2 separate regions of the Homo sapiens genome follow, and region 1 is linked to region 2. A link is a contact called in ENCODE Hi-C or POLR2A ChIA-PET data. All regions are on one chromosome and are shown on one strand. The core of a region is the stretch at or near the end of the contact, and the rest is flanking DNA. Distances in the headings are between cores, read along the strand shown.

Region 1 (5,439 bases), core at 2,803-5,302, 550 kb before region 2:
GTGTGTGTGCATATGCATGCACACATCTGGGGACAGCTTGGGCCTGCAGAGACTCACTGATCAGCGGCTGGCCTCTGCAGGGCCACAGCCATGAGGGGAGGCCTCCCATGAACAGCCCCAAGGAAGCGGGGGAGGGGGCAGCAGGGCCAGCTGGAGGTCCTGGCATCCCAAGGCTGGGAGGTGGCAGGTGTCACTGCTTCCTTTCTGAAGGCCTCACGCCCCTCCTGGAGGGACGATAACTGTGTCACATCCCTTCATCTTTGTCCCTGGCACTTGGCCTTCCAGAGGATGAAGCTGACAAGAGGGTAGAAGGAAGAGGGGGCTAAGGCTTCCGTTTCTGCTTCCCGAGGGTGACCACCATGGCCTAACTTTTTCCTTGGCCCTTAGAGAAGGGACTTTGTCTAGTCCTCACTTCCCAGAGGCTGTCAGCTCCAACAGAACCTTCCAGAGCTACAGGCTGGGCCGGGCTGGGCCTGAGGGAAAGGGAATTTGCTCGTCTCAGTATCCGCAAACCAGATAGAACCCCTGCTTCCTACTGGGTTCCAGCAAGTTCAGGAGTGAGATCCCTGCTTCCCAAAACTCTGGCCCATCCATGGGCATTTATTGAGCCTCTAATATGTGCCAAACTCTGTGCTTGTGACAAGAGTCAAGAAGACAGATACAAATGCTGCCCTCATGGGTCTTAAAAAGACTAGCCAAGGAACTCCAATCAATTATGATGTGCATTATTATGGGGGAGCCCCCTAATCCAGCCAGGAGGTTCAGGAGAGCCTCCCAGATCAGACACGAAAGATGAGAGAAGTGTGTCTGTTTGTACGGTGATTTTAAAAAGGGAGTTCCAGGCAGGGAGACCAGGATATGCCAAGTCTGGATGTAAGACAGCGTAAGGCATTTGAGGGCTGGGTAATAATTTAACCCTGGCTGGGGGATTTGGGGACGAGGAAGTTTATAAGAGATGACATGGTGGGATTGGATGAGGGTGAGGGGAGGTGCTCACGACCAGCCTCATAAGGTAGAAGTTTGGACTTTGTCCCATAAACAATAGGGAGCCACTGAAAGCTTTTCAGTTGGGGAGAGGGTGTGGGGTCATGATTCGGTTTCAATAAAGATCTCTCACAGCAGAGTTCAGGGTCCAAAACTCTTGGTTTTAACCAAGAGAATCAACAAAGGACACTGCCACAAGACCTAACAGAAGTCACTGCCACCTCCCTGCCATGATTTCCCGGGAGTGATTCTAAATGGAGCCCTGGACCTGCTGGAAAGACCATGTGAGTCAGGATCCCAAGGTCGGGGGCAGGGAAGGGGGCTTCCCCAGAAGTCAGGCTTAAGTCTGGTAGGGGTAAGCTGGGGAGAAAGGGGCCCATGCTCTCCCCAACACCTCCCTCACTGCCCCCACCCTCGGCATCCCAGCCAGGACTGAGGACCCCCCACGACCACCTTCTCCTTGGTAGCACCCCTTCCACATCACCCTCCCCTCCTCCTATATCTAAGGGGCTCTATCTTTAGAAAACAATCCCACCTCCTCACCATAGCCCTCAAGGTGATCTGGCTCCTGCCACCCTGCCCCCACTTCATCTCCCACCTCCCCACCTCTAGGATACAGAAAGCTGACCCTGGGTGGGGGGACCTAGGAAAGTCAGAAGAGTCACGTGCCCCATTTGGAAGGTGAGGGAAACTGAGGCATCAATGGGGCCCTCATAGAAAACAAAATGGTCCAGGAATCAGGCAGTAGTCCTGCTCCCCTCACTGGGAGTTGGCCTGGCTATCTCTGCCAAGAAGCCCCTCGCTGGGGCCAGGGGCACCTAGCCTTATCAAGAACATTTGGGCGATATGGTTATTTCTACCCAGTTTGCTCCGTGTGGAGTCTGCACATTTTTTCAGAGACTGGGCCCAATTCCAGAATGGAAATGTAGCCCTCCTCCCCTCCCACCTCCCCGAGAAGCCCTGCAAAGAGGGGCCCCCTCCAGCTGACCAGTGTGGCAGGTGCCACTGTCAGAGACATTTGAACCAGAGCGACTCCATTTTGAGTGAGGGCTGGAAAATGAGGCTGGTACCTGCTGGGCTGCATCCTCAGAAAGTTCAGCATTCCGAGCCTCTAGATGTTTACGGTTAAGGGAACAAATTAATAATGTTTACTAAACACACCCAGACTTGGGAGTGTCCAGATATCCCAATATTTGGAGAACAAAGGGATTCCTAATTTTGCTTTAAAGATAACAATATTGATTATTGCAAAATATAGTAATTAAGAAAATTAATCCTTTATCACAAACCCTTGTCACAGAGCATATCTCCCCATATATATGAGTATTGTACCTAGGGTGGATGTGTTCCTCCTCTTATTTTCAGGAATGTCCTACTCTGTCTATGGAGTAGCTGTTCTTTCACCATTTTACTTTCTTAATAAACTTGCTTTTACTTTGCACTGCGGTCTCTCCCTGAATTCTTTCTTGCGTGAGATCTTGGGGTCTCGCTCGGGACCCCCTTCCTGTAACACCACTATCTGCAAGGGTGCACTAAAACGTCTCCTTGGGCCCCACCCTTTCAGCCACCCTCCAGCTTCTCCTGTATCTGAGATGAGAGAATTGCTCCCTCTCTGTCTCTCTCTCTGTCTGTCTGTCTCTCTCTCTCTCTCTCTGTCTCTCTCTCTCTGTGTCTCTTCAGTGTTCTCCCTTCCTCCCCAGCCAGGGAAATGGAGGTAAAAATCTCCCAAGATCCCCAATTTAAAGTAAAGTCAGATCTTTCTCTCTTCCCTTTCCTCACTACCTAATAATCACACTTGTGTGAAGTTGATGCTCTACATAACGAAGAGAGAGGCCTCCTTGGAGAGGGTACAATCAGACAATTTTTAAGATCATGGAGCATTAGACCATTCCCAACTGGGTTTACTAATCAAACAGCCAAATCCTTCATAACCAGCCAATCCCTACAGGGCAATTAAATCCTTCCCCTTTAAAACACTTGCCACACTGTCTGGGGACAGAAAGAAAAATTTGCAAAATTCATTTGATAAATTAGCCAGGGAAAAGAAAGGAGTGAATCAAGCTTTGTTCTTTTCATTTTTTTTAATTATGGAATTCACAATGCCTGAATAATGTTTAATAAGAACTATGAAAATTCCTAACAGTATTACAACACAACACAAAAGAATTAACCTGGTTACCGTGAAAAATTGCATATTTAATTAAGAACAGAGAGTTCAAAACTATCCAGAGATTTCAAAAGTGCTGTTGCCTGAGGGGCCAAATTACATGCTTCCAGGGCTGCTAACGGAGTTAGCGCGTTCAGTCATTACCCAGGCGTCCCCATTAAGTGACTCTGGGCAGATGACATCAAATTCATTTCAAAAGCACCAGGAACTGAAGCATTCACTTGGGTAGTTTAAGGGAAAGCAACTATCCTGCTGGTAGAAATCAGACCCCTTGTTGATAAAGGCAATAATTAAAGAATAATGTTAATTAGCTGCTTTTATTTGAAGAAAAGTACGGTAGTTGGAGTGCTTCCAGGCTGTTGAGGTGGGAGTCACTCTTTCTGGCAGAAGGGGAGGCTGCTGGCAGAAGTGGGGAGCGAGGGGCCCACAGGAAGACAGGAAGATGGTGGAGGCTAGGGCAGGGAGAAAGATGGGGCCCGTGTAAGGAGGTCTGGGTCCCCACGTTGGAATCGGCCTGGTCACCCTGAGGCCCTCAAGAGGGCAGCTTGGAAAGCAAGGAAAGGTGGTGCTGTCAGCATCTAGGGCCCTGTCACTGGCAGGCCCACTTCCATCATGGCAGACAAAGCCAGATCTCCAGTGGCCACTTCCTGTCACACCCACTCCACTCCACTCACATAGCCGTCTCTGTCCCACTAACTTCCCTCACATAATCTCCTGCCACACCCATTGCCCTCACACAGCTTCCTGTAACATCCACTCCAGCTTGGTAACTTCCTGTCATACTGACTCCCCCACACAATTTCTTGTCACACTTACTTGCTACTGGGCCACTTCCTATCACACCCACTGCAGCTCAGGCCATTTCCTGTCATACTCACTCTCGTCACACAACCTCCCGTCACAACCATTGCAGCTTGGCCATTTTCTGTCACACTCACTCCCTACTTGGCCACTTCCTGTCACACTCCCCCACACAATCTCCTGTCACACTGAATTCCCTCACACAACCTCTTGTCACAACCATTCCAGCTTGGCCACCGCTTGTTACACTCTGTCCCCCACACATCCTCCTGTCACACCCACTCCCTACTTGGCTACTTCCTGTCACACCAACTCACCTCACACAACCTCCTGTCACATCTACTCTCCTGCTCAGCCACTTCCTGCCGCACTGGCTCCCTTTACAGCCTGTCACAACCAGCCTGAGTCACCTGAATCACCACCACCATCGCCCTCACTGTAGCCAACTGTCTTTTCTAAAGATGGCTGCCATAATATCCCTCGCCACCAAGGCTTCCTGCAAGGTGACCTTGACACTCCTTCCACCCAGTGGTGGGATCTACGTCCTCCTCCCTTTGAACCTGGGCCCACCTTTGTTACTGCCCCAATCAGCAGAGTAGATGGAAGTGATACTAGCAACTTGCAAGGCAAGAGCATGAAAACACCTGCACTTCCACCTGGCTCTCTCAGGATGTTGCCTCTCGGAACCCAGCCACCATGCTGTGAGGAAGCCCAAAGGAGAACACACAGAGAGACCCTGCAGAGAGGCCATAAACTGGGGTTCCCACAGGTAGCTGAGGTTCCAGCCAACAGCCAGCATCAATTGCCAGATGTGGGAGTTGTCAAATTACCCGCAAATGTTGAATCTGCCCAGATGAAGCCACAGCTATCATGGAGTGGGGACAAGCTGAACCAACTGGGCTCCGTCCTAATTCCAGCCCACAGAATCAGGTATACAAGAGTTGTTTCTGTCCACTAAGTTTGGGGTGGCTTGCTACCCAGCAACAAATGACTGCTGCGTTTACAGAGACACATGCAGTCACACATGTTAAGAACAGTCCTCGTCTCTAGCATCCTCCTTCCCTGACAGATCCATCCAAGAGGCCGGCATGAGAAACGCATCCATGGATCTGTCCACCAGTGACAAGAACACCCAAAGAAAGCCACAATTGGCCTCCGCCTTTTGCCTCGGATCTCAACAGCCCCCGAGGTCTCCAGGGGCATAGCAAACAATCTAGCTATGGAGGGGAAAGAACGCAGGAAGCCCCATGTTACAGAAGATAACACTGAGAGCCACGCAGCTAAGTGGCCTGCTCAGGACCATGGCTGCTTCACGGCAGAGCTAGGCTGCGATCAGCCCGACTCCCAGCGAAGTGGTTTGATTCTCATTAGCAAGGTGCCTAATTAGGGCAGCTCATCAATACATCCCACAGAAACAAATTATCCTCTGGCTCAAGCCTACTTACCTGTAGGGAGGCTGGGCCAGCCCCAACCTTCTAGGGGTGCCA
Region 2 (6,123 bases), core at 520-3,019:
TCTCTTAACTACCAGTTTGTGACTTCCAGTTTAAATCAATCAAGCTTATCTGCATATTTTCAACTTTACCATGCTCTAAGTGTATTCAGATATGTAAAATAAAGATAAACAGTGAAAGGGATAATTACAATTTCTGGATTTCCTAGTTAACATTCAATCTGGACTGGGATCTTTAAACATCTCCTCTTGCCTTGATACGTGATCTGTTAACTTTCTTACTTACACCTTTTTTAGATGGGTCTAGCCAGAACTCGTCACTAATTCGTGATAGAGCTTGAACTGCTTTCCCAAATACTATGGAGAAAAAGAAAGGTGATGCTTATATTCTTTCCCTCTAACAATAAAAACAAATCACAAGACTAGTTCAGCATTCAGAGGACTCAAGAGAAATTCAAAAATAACAGTATCTTACAGACTAATGCTACATTACTTTAATACAGTATAATACCCTTGGCAAAATGCCAGACACATAGTCAGGGCTCAATAAATTTGTAGTGTGTGAAATGATAAAATTGACCGAAATTTGTCCTTCTATATGTTTACAGTGTTGCATGGAGCTACTGTGCAAACCAATTTCCATACTAATGTATTTTACAACTTGATTTAGATAAATGTATTTGACCCCCCAAAAACTGTGAAAACAGTGCATGGAGAAGATAATCTGAAGTGGTTTTAATAGCTTGATAGCCAAGTCACAACAAGTCATGAGAGAGAAATTAGGGGTATCCAACATACATCTCTGATGTTTGAGGGCAGCCAGATTTCCCCACCACAGAACACATTTAGGGCTGGAAAACACACTAGTCTGATCCCGTACGACATTGTTAATGTTCTTTTTATTTTTTATTTTTTTTGAGACAGAGTCTCACTCTGACACTCAGGCTGGAGTGCAGTGGCACGAGCTCAACTCACTGCAGCCTCAACCTCCCGGGCTCAATCGATCCTCTCGCCTCAGCCTTCCAAGTAGCTTGGGATTACAGGCGCCCACCACTAAGCCCGGCTAATTTTTGTATGTTTAGTAGAGACGGGGTTTCATCATGTTGGTCAGGGTGGTCTCGAACTCCCGACCTAAGGTGATCCACCCGCCTTGGCCTCCCAAAGTGCTAGGATTACAGGCGTGAGCCACTGCACCCGGCCTAACTTCCATTTTGAAAGCGCCGTTTACAACACTAATAGTTCTTGTACATTCCATCTATTACTGGGCTCTTTACACGCATTTCCATTTCATTGCCTCCAAACAAACTCTGTGACGAAGGTGCTGTCATTACCCCTGTTTCCGTTTTAGAAACTGAGCCCCAAAGAGATTTAGTGACTTTTCCAAGTTCATACATTTTTAAAAATGGTAGAATCTGGGGAAAAAAAAAACCAGGTTAATGCTGTTCTCTTGGCACAAAAATACTTTTACTGTCCAAGCATTATTTTTTTCTCTCAACTCTTCCCCATGCAGTCCTCAGCATCCCGAGTTTGTGGCCCGATGGTACAACTCTATTTCCCGGATACCACCCATATTACATCTGCCTCTAAGTCACACGAGATGGGTCCTCATCCTCCCCTCAGAAGTTAACAGGGACTTGAGTGGGTGGGGCTGTGGCCAGGGCGTGCGTCCTCAGTCATTGCGCAAAAAGGCAAAGAGGAAAAATTAGACAATGGTAGGGACGACCTATTAACGTCTGCTTTTCTCTCTGCTAAATGGGAAGACAACAAAGGCCGCTCCACCTTTCACCTGACTGCCGCTCATCACGCACTTCAGCATGGCTGCCATCCGCCCTAAAAAGCAGGCTCGGAAGGCGCGCCTCAGCTCGACGGCCCAGGTGCCCGGATGTTGCCCGCGCTTTTCAAAGCTTCGCGATCTCGTCTCTGCACTCTACCACCCCGCCTCCACAAGTTCCCAAACGGCTTTACGGCGGAGAAGGGTCCGTGCGGGCCTCCGTACGGCAATTTCTGTCTCCCTCTGCTCTCATTGGTTGCGGTTAAGTGGGCGGGTCGCCGAGGAGCCTGAGGAAGAGGGCGGCGACGGTGGTGGTGACTGAGCGGAGCCCGGTGACAGGATGGTGAGGGCTGCAGTTGCGGCGACCAAGGCCTGGCTCTCGGGTGGGGTGCTGCGTTGTTGGGAGCCGTGGGGAGGCCGAGGGCGAGGAATTGGGAAATCCCGGAGGCCTCGGCGTCAGGGCCCAGGCGCTGGCCTGGGAAAGGCCCAGAAGAGGTCTAGGGAAGGAAGGGAGCGGCCACCTCTGGGTGCGGCTGGCCTAGGTCTCGTATCCCGGCCCCAAGGGGCCAGAGGCCATCCAAGGGGTAAAAAGGCCCCTCTAGCAGCCCGACCTGTCACGAGACACGCACGCCCGAGCCAGGGAAGGCCTTTGGTCCTATACCTCGAATGTTCCGGGGATAGGGGCACGGTCCTCCGTTTCCAGACGGTTCCTACTCGTTTCCCGCAAAAAGCACCTCCCGCTGGTTGGGGTGTAGTGGTGGAAGCTGGCCTCTCGAATGCAGAACAGGAAGTAGCGAGCAGAATTTCGTACCCGTTTAACTTTGCCATCTAGGGAAAGGGAATAAACCACCCTCCTCGCTCCTGAAATAACATCTAGCTGCCATTGAGATGAGCAGGTGTGCTCTCAGAGGGCGGGATTTGGCGCTTGCAATTGCTGGAACTGTTTCTTTCCACGGGTTGCTACGCCTCTTTAGGGTAGGATTCCTTAATGATGTGTGAACTCATTGAAACTGTTGGGAAATTTTTGTGAATATACACATTTTTCTGGGGAGAGTGCCGGTGTTGGAGACTTACCTAGTCTCCCCCAGCCACCTTCAAGCAATCACCCCTTCACCCCCAGTAGTTTGGTGCCCCTCAGACCTTCCTACATAAAAACTGGGGGCCTCTACTAGAGAGGACTCAGAGCTGTAATCATATTTTCTTTCTTTCTTTTTGAGATGGAGTCTCGCTCTGTCGCCCAGGCTGGAGTGCAATGCCGCGATCTCGGCTCACTGCAATGCCGCCCGGGTTCAAGCCTCAGCTCCTGCCTCAGCCTCCCGAGTAGCTGGGATTACAGGCGCCCGCCACCAAGCCCGTCTAAATTTTTGTATTTTTAGTAGAGACGGGGTTTCACCATGTTGGTCAGGCTGGTCTCTACCTCCCGACCTCAGATGATCCACCCGCCTCGGCCTCCCAAAGTGCTGGGGTTACAGGCGTGAGCCACCGCGCCCGGCCTGTAATCATATTTTCAAAGGTGCCTTTGACTCTTAAAAAGTCAATTGTTTGGGGCAACCCACTCGGGTCCCCTTCCACCCTGTGTAAGCTTTGTTCTTTCGCTCTTCACAATAAATCTTGCTGCTGCTCAAAAAAAAAAAAAAAATCAATTGTTTGAAATGGAGCTGTGATTATCTTCATATTTGTGTTGATGGAGGTTGGCTGTAAAGGGACGTCTACCTCTGACAGGCATTTATTGCATTCTTTTTTATTTTTACAAGGAAACCAAAGAAGCTATGCATTTTTAAGATTATTACTATTGCATGACAAACAGCCTTTTCAAGAGGGGGACTTACAGACATGGCAGCCAGAGATTTATGGTGCATGCTTCTTTAAAATCTTTAATCTCACTTTTAATTTTTGCTTCTAAACAGACTCCAATTTAAAGTAATCCGTTTACAGTAATTTCGAGACACCTATCCATGGGAGAAGACATAATTACTTGCCATGGTTTCAAAATATTAATGTTTCTCAAGTTGTTTGAGAAGTGATCCCTCTTATTTAGGGTAGTTGTACTGGAACATCATTTTTCATATGAAATAGAACTGGGAAAAATTTAGCATTAGCCAGTTCTTTCATGATTAAAAGCATTTTATTTGGCAAAGGATACAGACGTTCAACACTCAGTACAGTGTCCAGAGTCTGTGGGCAGCAAATTCAAGTGTGGGAAAGGTCCAGTTTTACCTGAATAAATGTGTTTGTTTTTATTATTTTGTCTTCACCTTTAGTTGATTTGTTCAACACTTGATAATGTATTCATGGTGCTGTGTTGCATCAGCTACAAAAAATCACCTAGCCGCAGCATAATTTTCCAGCTACTAGAATTTTGAATGTAAGATAATTAACATCCATATACTTGAATAATTAAACCCTAAGAATCCAGAAAATGTTAGCCTTTCAGCTATTACTGATGATAAATTTTCCACAGTGTCTTGTAGAAATCCAAATTCATTATTTTATAAAATCTTATAAAAATCTAAACAGAATGGAAAACAGAGATGGAAGTCGATGTACAGAACAAGATTAGGAAAAGTAGGAGAAACTGACAAGACAAATTTATTAAAAAGTGTGTGTGTCATGTTCAAAAATAAAGCAAATATTTATTTTGGTATTGTTTTGAGCACAGCTGATTTTTAACATTTTCTTTCATAACACTCAGAAATCATTAACAATTGTTTGCTCATTTGGTATGGGTTTTTTGTTCTCTTTTTTTTTTTTGGTTTCTTTTTGTTGCTTTCTTTTAACATTGGTCATGTTTCACCCTTTTTTTTTCATCCCCCCTGTCTGCAATCAACTTCTTCATTCCACTAAGGCTGGGCACAGAGTAAGTTTCTTCACTTAGCTCCTACTAACAGTGGTGGTTGGGTGGCTGTTTACTGACTGGATTTCTTACCCTTTTAAGGTCTGTTGAAAGGAAGTAACCGAATTCCCATGCTTTGATTGGGTTGGCTCTTTATTTTAATTTAATAAGACTGCCATTTCCAGGATCTTTTGCTTTCTTAAAGGACTCTATCATCTATGTCTATCCCGATTTGTCAAAGTGTGGAATTTGGGCGGGAACATGTTTCAAAGTATGACACGTGTTATGTAACACTATTTCCCCATAACTTTGTCATCAGCAGGAAACCAGAGGATTCTGTCCTAGTAAGGATCCCTACTAATTTGAAATGATTGTGTGGTCATTCATACAGTTATATCTTTAGACTGCTAATAGTCTTGAGTCTTGGAGATAATCCACAGTACTTTATAGAATTAGGTCATCAATCATTATAAAGTACCATGTCTTACTAATGTTCTTTCTGGTACATTCAGATTGAACAGCTCATTCATTATTAGTACCAAACATTTCAACCTGTTGTAGACATATACCCTTTTATGAGTTTGGGGTGGTGGTTGTTGTTGTTGTTCTTCTTCTTCTTTTAAATATAGAAATCTATTATTTTTACCTTTTTCTCAAAGCAAGATTCCCATACTAACTATGTACTTCAATCCATATCAGAAGGAATCCCCCTCTAAAATGAAGATTGTTCTATATCCAGGTACTTTTATGTTGATTACCAGTGAGGGTGGAAACTTCATAGTGGTTTTTAGTTTTACAGATGTTTTGTCCACTGAGATCTGCATTGAAACAATTAATATAGGTCATACAACAAATACCTGCTGAAACTAGTCTTTATAAAGAAGAATCTTACTTAACAATTTTAAAGTGTGCTAATTTCATAACCTTGTGTTACTTTGAGATTACAAACTATGTCCCGATAACTCTGTGTCCTGGTAACGGTTCCTTTTCTTTGCAATAATTTTAATTTTTGTTGCAAGATAAATCAAGCTTCTTTTGGTAATCATTTTAATTTCATACATTTTGTTTGTTTGATTAATTTTCATTTACAAAGTCTGCAGTGGCAAAACTATTTTGTTTTATCCTATTAGCTATTTAATGGTTTCTTTGATAATATTAAAGAATAGTCATGCCTTTAAAAGCAGTTAAAGGGCATGTACATTTATGCATGCAATATCTGTAAAGGAAAACATTTTGTATAGAATGAAGGTGCTTATACTGATCAACATGAAGAAACTGATTCTGTTGGGCTGGGCGCAGTGGCTCACGCCTATAATCCTAGCAGTTTGGGAGGCCAGGGCAGGTGGGTCACCTGAGGTCAGATGTTGGAGACCAGCCTGGCCAACACGGTGAAACCCTGTCTCTACTAAAAATACAAAAATTAGCTGGGTGTAGTGGAGAGCGCTTGTAATCCCAGCTACTCGGGAGGCTGAGGCAGGAGAACTGCATGAACCTGGGAGGCAGAGGTTGCAGTGAGCCAAGATTGCACCATTGCACTCCAGCCTGGGCGACGAGAGCAAAATTCCATCTCAAAAAAAAAAAA

Evidence for each region. A loop is a pair of places that touch in the nucleus more often than their neighbours do. ChIA-PET counts read pairs that join two places held with the same protein, here RNA polymerase II (POLR2A). Pooled maps may share reads with other maps.
Region 1: a loop to region 2 is called in a pooled map, with 8 times the contacts of the local background. The contact joins the enhancer-like site here to the promoter of RAD9B in region 2. A Hi-C loop is called at or near these places in 4 of 50 pooled maps. POLR2A ChIA-PET finds 5 or more read pairs at or near these places in 2 of 52 experiments (activated CD4-positive, alpha-beta T cell and activated naive CD4-positive, alpha-beta T cell).

What each region holds. Positions count from the first base shown.
Region 1 is chr12:111,055,749-111,061,187 of GRCh38, reverse strand. All of the region lies in intron 1 of CUX2 (cut like homeobox 2), which reads right to left. Among named protein-coding and RNA genes, the nearest start is that of CUX2, 24 kb to the right of the region's middle. RefSeq lists enhancers at 128-630, 2,740-3,595. Within about 2 kb of position 4,052, at least 9 of the 41 ENCODE cell types and tissues checked have a DNase peak (open chromatin) inside an H3K27ac peak, as active enhancers do.
Region 2 is chr12:110,497,977-110,504,099 of GRCh38, reverse strand. It overlaps RAD9B (RAD9 checkpoint clamp component B), which reads right to left and starts at 1,769. Exons shown (of 11, transcript NM_001286535.2): 1 at 1,717-1,769; 2 at 224-294. The coding sequence starts at 1,762. VPS29 (VPS29 retromer complex component) reads left to right here and starts at 1,989. Exons shown (of 4, transcript NM_016226.5): 1 at 1,989-2,051. The coding sequence starts at 2,049. It overlaps LOC124903015 (a long non-coding RNA gene), which reads right to left. Exons shown (of 2, transcript XR_007063458.1): 2 at 4,275-5,359. RefSeq lists an enhancer at 2,021-2,160 and a silencer at 4,682-4,976.